Linked DNA regions of Homo sapiens: region 2 is linked to region 1. A link is an interaction called in ENCODE POLR2A ChIA-PET data of the cell type or tissue named here. Cell type or tissue: MCF 10A. All regions are shown on one strand. Links, peaks and the distances in the headings refer to the core of each region. The heading gives the core; the rest is flanking DNA. Region 1 has its middle 29 kb from the start of LINC02673. Region 2 has its middle 21 kb from the start of RAB18.

What was found. ChIA-PET counts read pairs that join two places held together with the same protein. Peaks named below come from ENCODE experiments on the same cell type or tissue, not always from the same donor. Only the 100,000 strongest peaks of a DNase experiment are listed, where the experiment ranks them.
Region 2: POLR2A ChIA-PET joins it to region 1 with 7 read pairs; 2 of 35 experiments call an interaction of 5 or more read pairs at or near these places.

The regions. Positions count from the first base shown.
Region 1 is chr10:27,369,784-27,375,165 of GRCh38, forward strand. No RefSeq gene overlaps it. Among named protein-coding and RNA genes, the nearest start is that of LINC02673, 29 kb to the left of the region's middle. In MCF 10A, for the core only: no CTCF peak of the experiment used is centred there; no DNase peak of the experiment used is centred there.
Region 2 is chr10:27,480,947-27,486,328 of GRCh38, forward strand. No RefSeq gene overlaps it. Among named protein-coding and RNA genes, the nearest start is that of RAB18, 21 kb to the right of the region's middle. In MCF 10A, for the core only: no CTCF peak of the experiment used is centred there; a DNase peak (open chromatin) is centred at 2,475.

The sequences.
Region 1 (5,382 bases), core at 299-5,298:
GGGCAACACAGTGAGACTGTCTCGAAAAATAAATAAATACATTAGCCGGGCACGGTGGTGTGCAGCTTTATTTCTAGCTGCTTGGGAGGCTGAGGCAGGAGGATCACTTGAGCCCAGGAGTTTGAATTGCAGTGACAGCTATAATCAAGCCACTGCACTTCATAAGCCTAGGTGACAGAGCGAAACCATCTCTAAAAAAAAAAGGTAAAATTTTTTATTTTTACATATTTGTAACCACAAGATGGCACCAATTTCCCATTTAAAAGCTTGGCATATGGGTGTTTTTCATTTTTTACATATTTTTCCAAGATTACAAGCTGTTGGGTGAGGTTTGGTTACCACCTTCCCTCAAATATGGACTCCTAGACTATAAAACTAGGGCCATTGCATTAAGTAAGAATCCATATGTGCAATTAGGTTTGTAATTTGCATTCTCTGTATCACGACTTCAATGTGGAAGGAGTGACTCTAATGAATAAGGACGAATGCTTAGTGCATTTCTTCACAAATGTTAAGTTCCAGAGTAAGTTTCAAACCCAAAGCCACATATTGGCAATTTTATGAGGCTTCTCTCATGCAAAGTCCTCAGATCTTTGTTCTTGAAAAGGAAAAAACTGTATGACTACACCTATTCACCACCCAGCCAATTAAAAGCAGGAAGCACTTTGGATATCTGTTTGCATGCTTCAGGATCAGGCTATATGTGTTGTCTTTGTTATATGATTTCTAATGCATTTATGAGTTTTGATGGCCAAGACCAATAATCAAAGCAGATTGCATGTAATTACTCTCTTGGTAGTTTTTCTTGATTATCCCATAAATGGGATTTGCATTTCTGAAAATGCCTACAAAATAGAATTTGGCCAAACATTCTATGATCACATTTTCTGTGATGTTGGTTTTAAAGTGACTTGAAATTGTGAAATCCTTCTGTGTCAGTTTTATTGCTCTGAGACTCTAGCCTCTGGTGAGTTTGGGAGGGGGCCTGGAAATGAGATGGCATCAGATTAAACGTGTCTGTTATATACTTATTTCTGTATTAATTTACAGGTGTTAGAACATCTGCTCCAAAAGACTTCAGGCAAAGATGGAATTTATTTTCTCACTTAACTGAAAAAGTCCACAGGTAGCCTTGCTGCCAGTATAGTTGGATTCTGGGCTCAAACAATATCGTTAGGGCTTGGGTGTTTTTTTTTTTTTTTTTTTTTTTTTTCTGTGTTTCTCCTCTCTGCCTCCCGCTGGATTGAATTCATGTGCAACCTCCTCGTCATCACTTCTGGAACTTCTAGGCTCTCTGTGCTTTATGACAAGATGACTGCAGCAGTCCTAAGCTCAGGTGAGTCCAAGATGTAAGCCCAGTAGGAAACAGGGAGCTCTTTTGCTTACAAGGCTAGGAATTATTCTTGTGTCTGCAAGCACCAAGGCCAGGGGAACGTGATGTGCTTACTGGCTTGGGCCTGAGACATGTGGTCCACGCCTGAGGCAGCAATAGAGCCCACCTAGCGCACGTGAACTAGATTGAAGAAGGAATAATCTGCAAGTTAAGCTAGGAGGGCTGTTATCAGAATGGATGTGGCAAAATCTAATTCTAGAAAGGTTTTATATAGCCCTGAGCCTAAGCATAAAATATACTGAGTTCAGAGGTTGATATGGTTTGGCTCTCTCCCCATCCAAATTTCATCTTGAATTGTAGCTCCCATAATTCCTACATGTTGTGGGAGGGGCCTGGAGGGAGATAATTTAATTAAGGGGGCGGTTTCACTCATATGCTTCTCGTGGAAGTAAGTCTCACGAGATCTGATGGCTTTATAAGGGGAATCCCCGTTTGCTTGGTTCTCATTTGCTGTTTGTCTGCTGCCATGTTAGATGTGCCTTCCACCTTCCGCCATGATTGTGAGGCCTCCCCAGCCATATGGAACTGTGAGTCCATTAAACCTCTTTTTCTTTATAAATTACCCAGTCTGGGGTATGTCTTTATCAGCAATGTGAAAACAGACTAATACAGAGGGGTTCTTCATACCTTGAAAATATTATTCTTCGAGTGACAATTTTAAAATCTTTGGAAAATGACAAAGCTAACAGGTCGGTGACTGGGTCATCACTTGCATTCTTACTTAGGGCAAACACTGGTAAAATTATGTAGGCAGAATTTTCTCTGGTGGCATCTCACATATCTTTTCTTTATTTATCCTCACTGGTATCTCTCAGTTGAGATACCAGTTCTCCAGTTCTTCTCCAGCATCTGTGTACATTCCAGAACTTTCTTACACCCTACCCTGGAAACTCATCTTTCCTGAATATCCTTCGTGTTTGTTGTAATTTAGGGACTTGATATTACCTACTGGACTTTCAATGCTTTAATTCAAAGACTGACCAATAATATCGATTAATCCTATGCGTGTTCATATGACTCATTATGTTATGAACTTATTGAGTGCATGGAATATGTTTTATTCATCTCTGTGACTCATGCTTAGCTCTCAATAGACATTGGTAAAATGAACAAAAAGATCTGAAATTTAAGACAGATGTTACCGGAGTCTGTTCTTCTCAGAGCTTGTAAACACTGCTTATGCTGACAAAGAATTCCTAACCTGCGTGCCTAATGATAGCTCTTAAAATATTGTTGCACATGGTGGTTAAGGCCAATACTGTAGGATCTACGGGAAAGCTACTACTGCAAGTGTTGTTTTGGGGCTTATCAAATGGTATCTTCTTTTCTAATTCATGTTAATCCTTTTGTATTCTTTCATTTTTAGAGGTAACAGGGAACCATCTTAGCTGTTCACATTACTTTCAAAAATAAGCTGGCACAGAACATTATGTGATCATCTATGAGTTTTCTTTTCTCTGGATTAGAGTAAAATAAATAGCTTGTGCCAGGTAAACAGCAGGGATTGCACAGGTGAAATGTGGTAACCTGGGATTACTATTAAATGCAGGCACTTCATGGTCCATGCCTGGTAAAGAGATCAGAGGGCTATTCAAGTGAAGGATGATTGGTTCCAAAGTGAGTATGATTGAATTAATGAGGAGATGTCTGGATTAATTTAGAAAATGTCTGATTAAGGATAATAAATAATATCAAATATTATCTATAATTCATGCAAAGGGTTTAGTAGGAGACGTGTTGCCTAAATGTGGACAAGGGTCATAATTGTCCTTTTCTTTTCCTTAGAATACAATTTTTTTTTTTGAGACGGAGTCTCACTCTGTCTCCAGGCTGGAGTGCAGTGGCACAATCTTGGCTCACTGCAACCTCCGCCTCCCGGGTTCAAGCGATTCTCCTGCCTCAGCTTCCTGAGTAGCTGGGACTACAGGTGTGCACCACCACGCCCAACTAATTTTTGTATTTTTAGTAGAGACAGGGTTTCACCATGTTGGCCAGGATGGTCTCGATCTCCTGACCTTGCGATCTGCCCACCTCGGCCTCCCAAAGTGCTGGGATTATAGGCGTGAGCCACTGCACCTGGCTTTTTTTTTTTTTTTTTTTTTTTTTTTTAGAAGGAGTCTCACTCTGTCACCCAGGCTGGAGTGCAGTGGCATGATCTCAGCTCACTGCAACCTCCGCCTCCGGGGGTTCAAGCGATTGCTAGCTTATTTTTGTATTTTTAGTAGAGACAGGGTTTCACCATGTTGACCAGGTTGGTCTCAAACTCCTGACCTCATGTGATCCAGCCGCCTCTGCCTCCCAAAGTGCTTGATCTATTTGAGTTCATGTAGAAGGAGTATATTCTGAAGGCAAGTGCCACAGCATGTAGAAGTGTGCTTTGTTACAAGGGTGGGATTAAAATACTTGGAATCTCAATGGAAGAGAAAGGAGTATCTCTTGGAGTTTTGCAGGCAAATAGGCAAGTAGGCAATCTAAATGGGTTTATGCAAAGAGAAGCCAAATATAAAGTGGTTTTGGCCAGGAGTTCCCCGGCTAAGTCCAAGGGTATGAGTTGGCTGAGCCTATTGCCAGGGTGAGAAGGGTGCAGTGGCTCATGCCCGTAATCTCAGCATTTTTGGAGGCTGAGGCAGGTGGATTGCCTGAGTCCAGGAGTTTGAGACAAGCCTGGGCAACACAGAGAAACCCTGTCTCTACTAAAAATACAAAAAAATTAGCCAGGCATGGCCGTGCACCTGTAGTCCCAGCTACTCAGGAGGCTGAAGGAGAAACACCTGAGTCCGAGAGGTTGCGGCTGTAGTGAGCCATGATTGCAACACTGCACTCCAGCCTGGGCAACCAGAGTGAGATCCTGTCTCAAAAAAGAAGTCAAAGAGCTGTACTCAAAGTTAGGATCTCCTGGAAACAGTATTTTAAAGTGATGGGAGTACTGTGGGAGTTTGAGGAGGAAGAAAGAAGAGGATAGGGGAGGAGAAACATGCCCAAGGGAGAAACAAAAATATACAAGACAACTCCACCTACTTCTCAGCTGCGGTCTGACTTTGCTGACATATTCCGGCTTGGCCAACTGTCCTCAGGCCTTCAAAAAGTGAATGAAGGGAACCAGTGAGGAACCACCTAACTTCTTGTCATAAGTGTTAATTTTTCTTTTTTGAGACAGAGTCTCTCTTTGTCACCCAGGCTGGAGTGCAGTGGCACAATTTCAGCTCACTGCAATATCGACTTCCCAGATTCAAGTGATTCTCCTGCCTCAGCCTCCTGAGTAGCTGGGATTACAGGCATGTGCCACCATGCTCAGCTAATTGTTTTATTTTTAGTGGAGACGGGGTTTCACCATGTTGGCCAGGCTGGTCTTGAACTCCCGACCTCACGTGATCCACCAAAGTGCTGGGATTACAGGTGTGAGTTACCACGCCTGGCCTATAAGTGCTAATTTTCTAGCTACAGTCATGAGAACCTCCTATGTATGCCATACATTCTCTTTATCATCTGGTTTCCTCAAGAAGCAGGCATGCTTCTTGAATTTGCAAACAAAAGCTATTTTTACATGATTTTTCCTAACCCTGGATGATTTTTACATTCACTAAGACTTAGTTATTATTGGGCAAAAGCTGGTTAAGAAACATTGTTCATATATTTTTCTGAGTGCTTATGAGGGATACCTAAATATCAGTTTTTAAAAAACATTATTTGATAGGAAAATAATATTAGGATAAGTAGCTGGGCACAGTGGCTCACGCCTGTAATCCCAGCACTTTGGGAGGCTGAGGCAGGAGGATCACCTGAGGTCAGAAGTTCAAGACCAGCCAGGCCAACGTGGTGTAACCCCATTTCTACTAAAAATACAAAAATTAGCCGGTTGTGGGGGCAGGTGCCTGTAATCCCAGCTACTCAAGAGGTTGAGGCAGGAGAATAGCTTGAACCCAGGAGGTGGAGGTTGCAGTGAGCTGGGATCGCGCCACTGTACTCCAGCCTAGGTGACAGAGCAGAAC
Region 2 (5,382 bases), core at 210-5,209, 110 kb after region 1:
AAAAAAAAATAATAAAATTATCTCCCTACATACACACACCTAAAACCCTCATTAAAACTTCCTATAACTGGAACAAGGGTGGCTCTAACTTCTCAGAAAGGAAGAAAAGATCCTTATGTTCTGTATGAACAAAATTACAGTGAGTATTCAAATAAGAGGAAGTTAAGGGAACTGAAAGATCCTTTCAAGGAAGAATGAATAGCTAAGAGTTAACGAAGGGAATAAGTACATTCATTCAGGTCATGACATTGCTAATTTGGAACAAGTCGTCTTCCAATGTTTAAAGTAATAATCCTGAAGAAAAGCACATTAAATCACAGTAATATGGCTTAAATTACAGTAATAGGTGAAATTAGGCAAGAAAAAATAATGGCTAATTTTGAAAAATCTGTCCAGGATGATTAATTACATTATGAAAATGAGTTTTTAGGAAATGAATGATTTCCCATAGGCATTTTTGCAGGGCAGATACTTTCTGATTTGGAGAATACCAGCAGGCTAAGTCAAGGATTTCTGCGCCTTTTCTGGAGTCTGCAGGCTGGGTTACAACAGGTCAGTATCTCCAGTTTTCTTTTGCACTCCTGCAACAGAGAAAAGGGAAGTAAATGCAGAGAACTGGAAGAAAAGGAGCACAAACTATATTTTTGTGTACTCTAAGTGTAAAGAACTCTTAGGAGTTGGAAGGTGTATTAGTCAGGGTTCCCTAGAGGGACAGAACTAATAGGATATATGTATGTATGAAAGGGAGTTTATTCAGGAGAATTGACTCATGTGATGACAAGGTAAAATCCCATGATAGGCCATCTGCAAGTTGAAGAGCAAGGAAGCCAGTGGTGGATCAGTCCATGTCCCAAAGCCTCAAAAATAGAGAAGCCAACAGTGCAGCCTTCAGTCTGTGGCCAAAACCCCGAGAGCCCTGGCAAACCACTGGTATAAGTCCAACAGTCCAAAAGCTGAAGAACTTGGAATCTGCTGTTTGAGGGCAGGAAGCATCCAGCATAGGAGAAAGATGAAGGCCAGAAGACTCAGCAAGTCTGCTCTTCCATCTTCTCCTGCCTACTTTATTCTAGCTATGCTAGCAGCTGATTAGATGGTGCCCACCCAGATTGAGGGTAGTAGGTTTGCCTCTCCCAGTCCACTGACTCAAATGTTAATCTCCTTTGGCAACACCCTCACAGATACACTGAGGAACAATACTTTGTATCCTTCAATCCAAACAAGTTGACACTCAATATTAACCATCACAGAAGGCTTGGATCGTAGATACTTTTCTTTTTTTTTTAAGACAGAGTCTTGTTCTATTGCCCAAGCTGGAGACCAGTGGTGCAATCATATAGCTCATGGCAGCCTCGAACTCCAGGGCTCAAGCCATATTTCCATTTCAGCCTCTTGACCTCCTGAGTAGCTGGAACCAGCTAATTAATTTTTTTTTTTTTTTTTTTTTTGTAAAGACGGGGTCTTGCTGTGTTGATCAGGCTGGTCTTGAACTTCTGGGCTCAAGTGATCCTCCCACCTCGGCCTCCCAGAAAGCTGGGATTACAGGTATGAGCCACTGTACCTGGCTCTCTAGATACTTAATAGGTGCAGGATTTAAAGTAAGACATTTAACCTTTATAGGATTTTTTTTTTCTTTTAATCTGTAAAGTAGGCTTAAAGATATTTATTTTATTTACATCATTGGGTTGTTGGAAGGATCAAATAAGTTATGTCTTGGGCTGGGTGCGTTGGCTCATGTCTGTAATCCCAGCACTTTGGGAGGCCGAGGCAGGCAGATCACCTGAGGTCAGGAGTTGAAGACTGACCGGCCTGGGCAACGTGATGAAACCCCACCTCTACTAAAAATAGAAAAATTAGCCAGTGTGGTGGCGCATGCCTGTAGTCCCAGCTACTAGGGAGGCTGAGGCAGGAGAATTGCTTGAACCCGGGAGGCAGAGGTTGCACTGAGCCTAGATCATGTCACTGCACTCCAGCCTGTGCCACAGAGTGAGACTCTGTCTCAAAAACAAAAACAAAAACAAACAAAAAAAGTAATGTGTTGTGAAAATACAAAGTAAATTATAGAATAATTATTACTGCATTCTAGAACAACTCCACTGCATGTTGCACACAGCTTTCCCAGCATCCTTTGCCCCTAACCCAGCTCTGACTTTGTTGTAGGACCTCTGGCTGCTCTCATGGAGCCAGGGATTAAGAAAGTAGCAGGGACGGTGGGAGATGAAGAAGCTGAACAGCACAATATCAACAGCTCTGTTGCCCCAGGTTACTAGCTCCACCCTCTGTTAGGTTCATAGCCGGGAAGAACGTTTACTTAGCAATAACAGAAATGTTTCTGAACAATCTTTTCATTAGCTGTAAATTGTCTCATTCTGATTTCTAAAATTAAGATTCCGGATTGCTATGAAGGCAGGTTCTTACTCTGAAGCAATCATCTTCACTACCGGAAAGAGCTCCATCCACATTGTTGAATCATGAAATGAGCTGAGTACCATGGAATTTGATTTACTAAGTATTGCTTGAGACAGGCAGGACTGTACAGGTCATTTAAAGTGGTAACACTGTACAAAATATAATGTACCTTTTAATGGGGTGTGGAGGAGAGTGTCTAGTGAGAGAGTTCTCTAGACTTTTCTGGGGCAGAACACAAGCTTTGCATTGATATTACAGGCTCATGGTTTATATGCCTGAACATCTAAGAACAGGGTCACCTTAGAAGTGAATTTTCTCATTCCTTTTGAGAGTCCGCAGGATAAGGAGGGGATACTTTAAGGTTAAAATATGTTGATGTGTGCGTGGGCACTCAATAAAATTGATATGAAGACAAACCGGACTAACTTGCTTTGCCACCAAAACTGTTTTTCAAGAGTGGAGCCATTCACATTTTGAGCTGGATAATTCTTTGTTGTGGGAGCCTGTCCTATGCATTGTATGATATTTAACAGCGTCTCTGGCCTGTCCTCATTAGATGCCAGTAGCATTCCCCAAGCTGTGATGATCGAAAATGTCCCCAGACATTGCCAGATGACCCTCGGGAAGCCAAAATGCTCCCAGGTGAAAATCACTGCATGAAAATCATTCATTGAATTTATGGTATGAAAATACTCTTTCTACTTCTTGAAATTAATTGTTAGGAAGGAATATGCTTTGCAAATAATCAGTCAACAAATTTTAGTTATCACTAATTTTTTTAACAATTATTTGTATGGCACTTTGTAATTTATAAAATATTTCTATATGCCATATTATGGATGAGCAAAAAGGAAAGGAGTTAATATTTATTATTTACTATATGCTATCTGGTAAGGGACTTGCTTCAAATACATCCTTTCATTTAGGTCTCACAGAATCTCTGCGTGAGAGTTATTTTCCCCCATTTTATACAAAAGAAAACAAGCTTAGAAATGTTAAGTAGCTGGCTGAGCATGGTGGCTCACACCTGTCGTCCCAACACATTGGGAGGCCGAGGTGGGCTGATCACTTGAGGTCAGGAGTTCAAGACCAGCCTGGTCAAATGGTGAAACCCTGTCTCTACTAAAAATATTTTTAAAGTTAGCCAGATATGGTGGTGGGCACCTGTAATCCCAGCACTTTGGGAGGCTGAGGCAAGTGGATCACCTGAGGTCAGGAGTTCGAGACCAGCCTGAGCAACACAGTGAAACCCCGTCTCTACTAAAAATGGAAAAATTAGCCGGGCATGGTGATGCCTTCCTATAATCCCAGCTACTTGGTGGGGTCTGAGGCAGGAGTATCGCTTGAACCCAGGAGGCAGAGGCTGCAGTGAGCTGAGATCACACCACTGCACTCCAGCCTAGGAGACAGAGTGAGACCCTGTCTCTAAATAAGTAAATAAATAAATACAACAAAACAGGTGGGTAGCAGGGTAGCTAAGGTAGCAGATGTTACCAAGGGTCTGAATCAATGGATGGGGTTTTCACTGCAGTCACATAAACAAATTTGAAATTAAATAATTGATTTCTCTTTTCTTAAGAGTCTTGTAACCATTGCATCTTCAGAATGCATTCCCAGTCTGTATGGGCATCTTTTCCCAAGCTGCAATATGCCATCACATAGCCTAAGCAATCCTCTCTCTCAGGTATCTCCTCTTATTCCCTGATTCCCCAGGTCCCTTCACCTTTAGCTTTCTCCTAAATTAGAATCTGTTTAATTACAGGACAGAGCAATGAGCTCTCTGCTTCTTCCTCATGTTGAGGTCTGTTCACCTTCTGCATGTTTGAAAACACATTCATCATTTTGCTAAACAAAAGACCACCTGTTCACCCCTGGGTAGCACTGAAGAACCAGCAAACACTTTGCAATTTCCATCTTTCTTCTGTAACCCTTTCCCTGTGTAACTCCTCCCAAGCTCTGTAAGTGGAAGAATTCAATGTGGACATTTATTTTCCCATTGATAAGAATTATCTAGCCATCCTCCATACACATGCTGAAAGGAAGCAGTGGTTAGTCAGTTTTTAATATTTGTCATATACTGTACTGAAGTATAAAATACATATTGAAAAGTACACAATTCATAAGTGTACATACCTATTTTTATAAACTGAACATACCCGTGTCTCCAGCATCCAGAACAAGAAACAGAACAGTACAAGCATTCCAGAACCCTCTGTTCCCTCTACCCGTCAGTGTAATATTTTCTAATGACAAAGAGTTTGTATATGCCAGCCTTTGCTCTCTAACCAACAACTTTGCAATGAGTGGTTTTATTACTGTGTTGTATCTAGTCAGAAATGCCTACATGAGGCACAATTGCTTATATTAGTTTGTATACAAGTCATTGAAAATGCAGTGATTGTGTTAATCTTGTGGTTTAAGGGTTCACAAGGGAAAGAGAGCAACTTCATAGCTCCTTGTCCTGGGATTCTTCAGAGTCCATCAGTCATTCATAGGTAGGGCTCTCTCCTTATCACCTGAGAACTCCTGATTTTCCTTGGGTTCCATGGATATGATTTATTCTAGTAAGTGATGCCAGCTCTGCCAGCAGAGCTCACACTAACTGCATGTGATACTTATTGCTCCCAGAGTCACCAACACCACCATTTTATACTGTAGTTGTTCCTGTATATATGGGACCCAAAGTCGTGGAATTCTCTACCTAATGGATCTCATCTCTGGCAGCATGTTAGAATTATCTGAATAATTTTTTTAAAGCTCATGCCCCACCCTGACCTAAGGCATGGGACTTTCTTGAGGGATGGCATCCAACATCAACAGCTTTAAGTTCCAGGTGTTTCTAAAGTGTGACTCAGGTTGAAAAGCAGTGCAACTTCTCACCCTCTCCGTGAAGCTCCCTTCCATCTCAGTGTTAGACATATCAGCAACTCTGAGAGAACTACATTATCAAGATGATCAAATTTAGCTCAAGCTTGA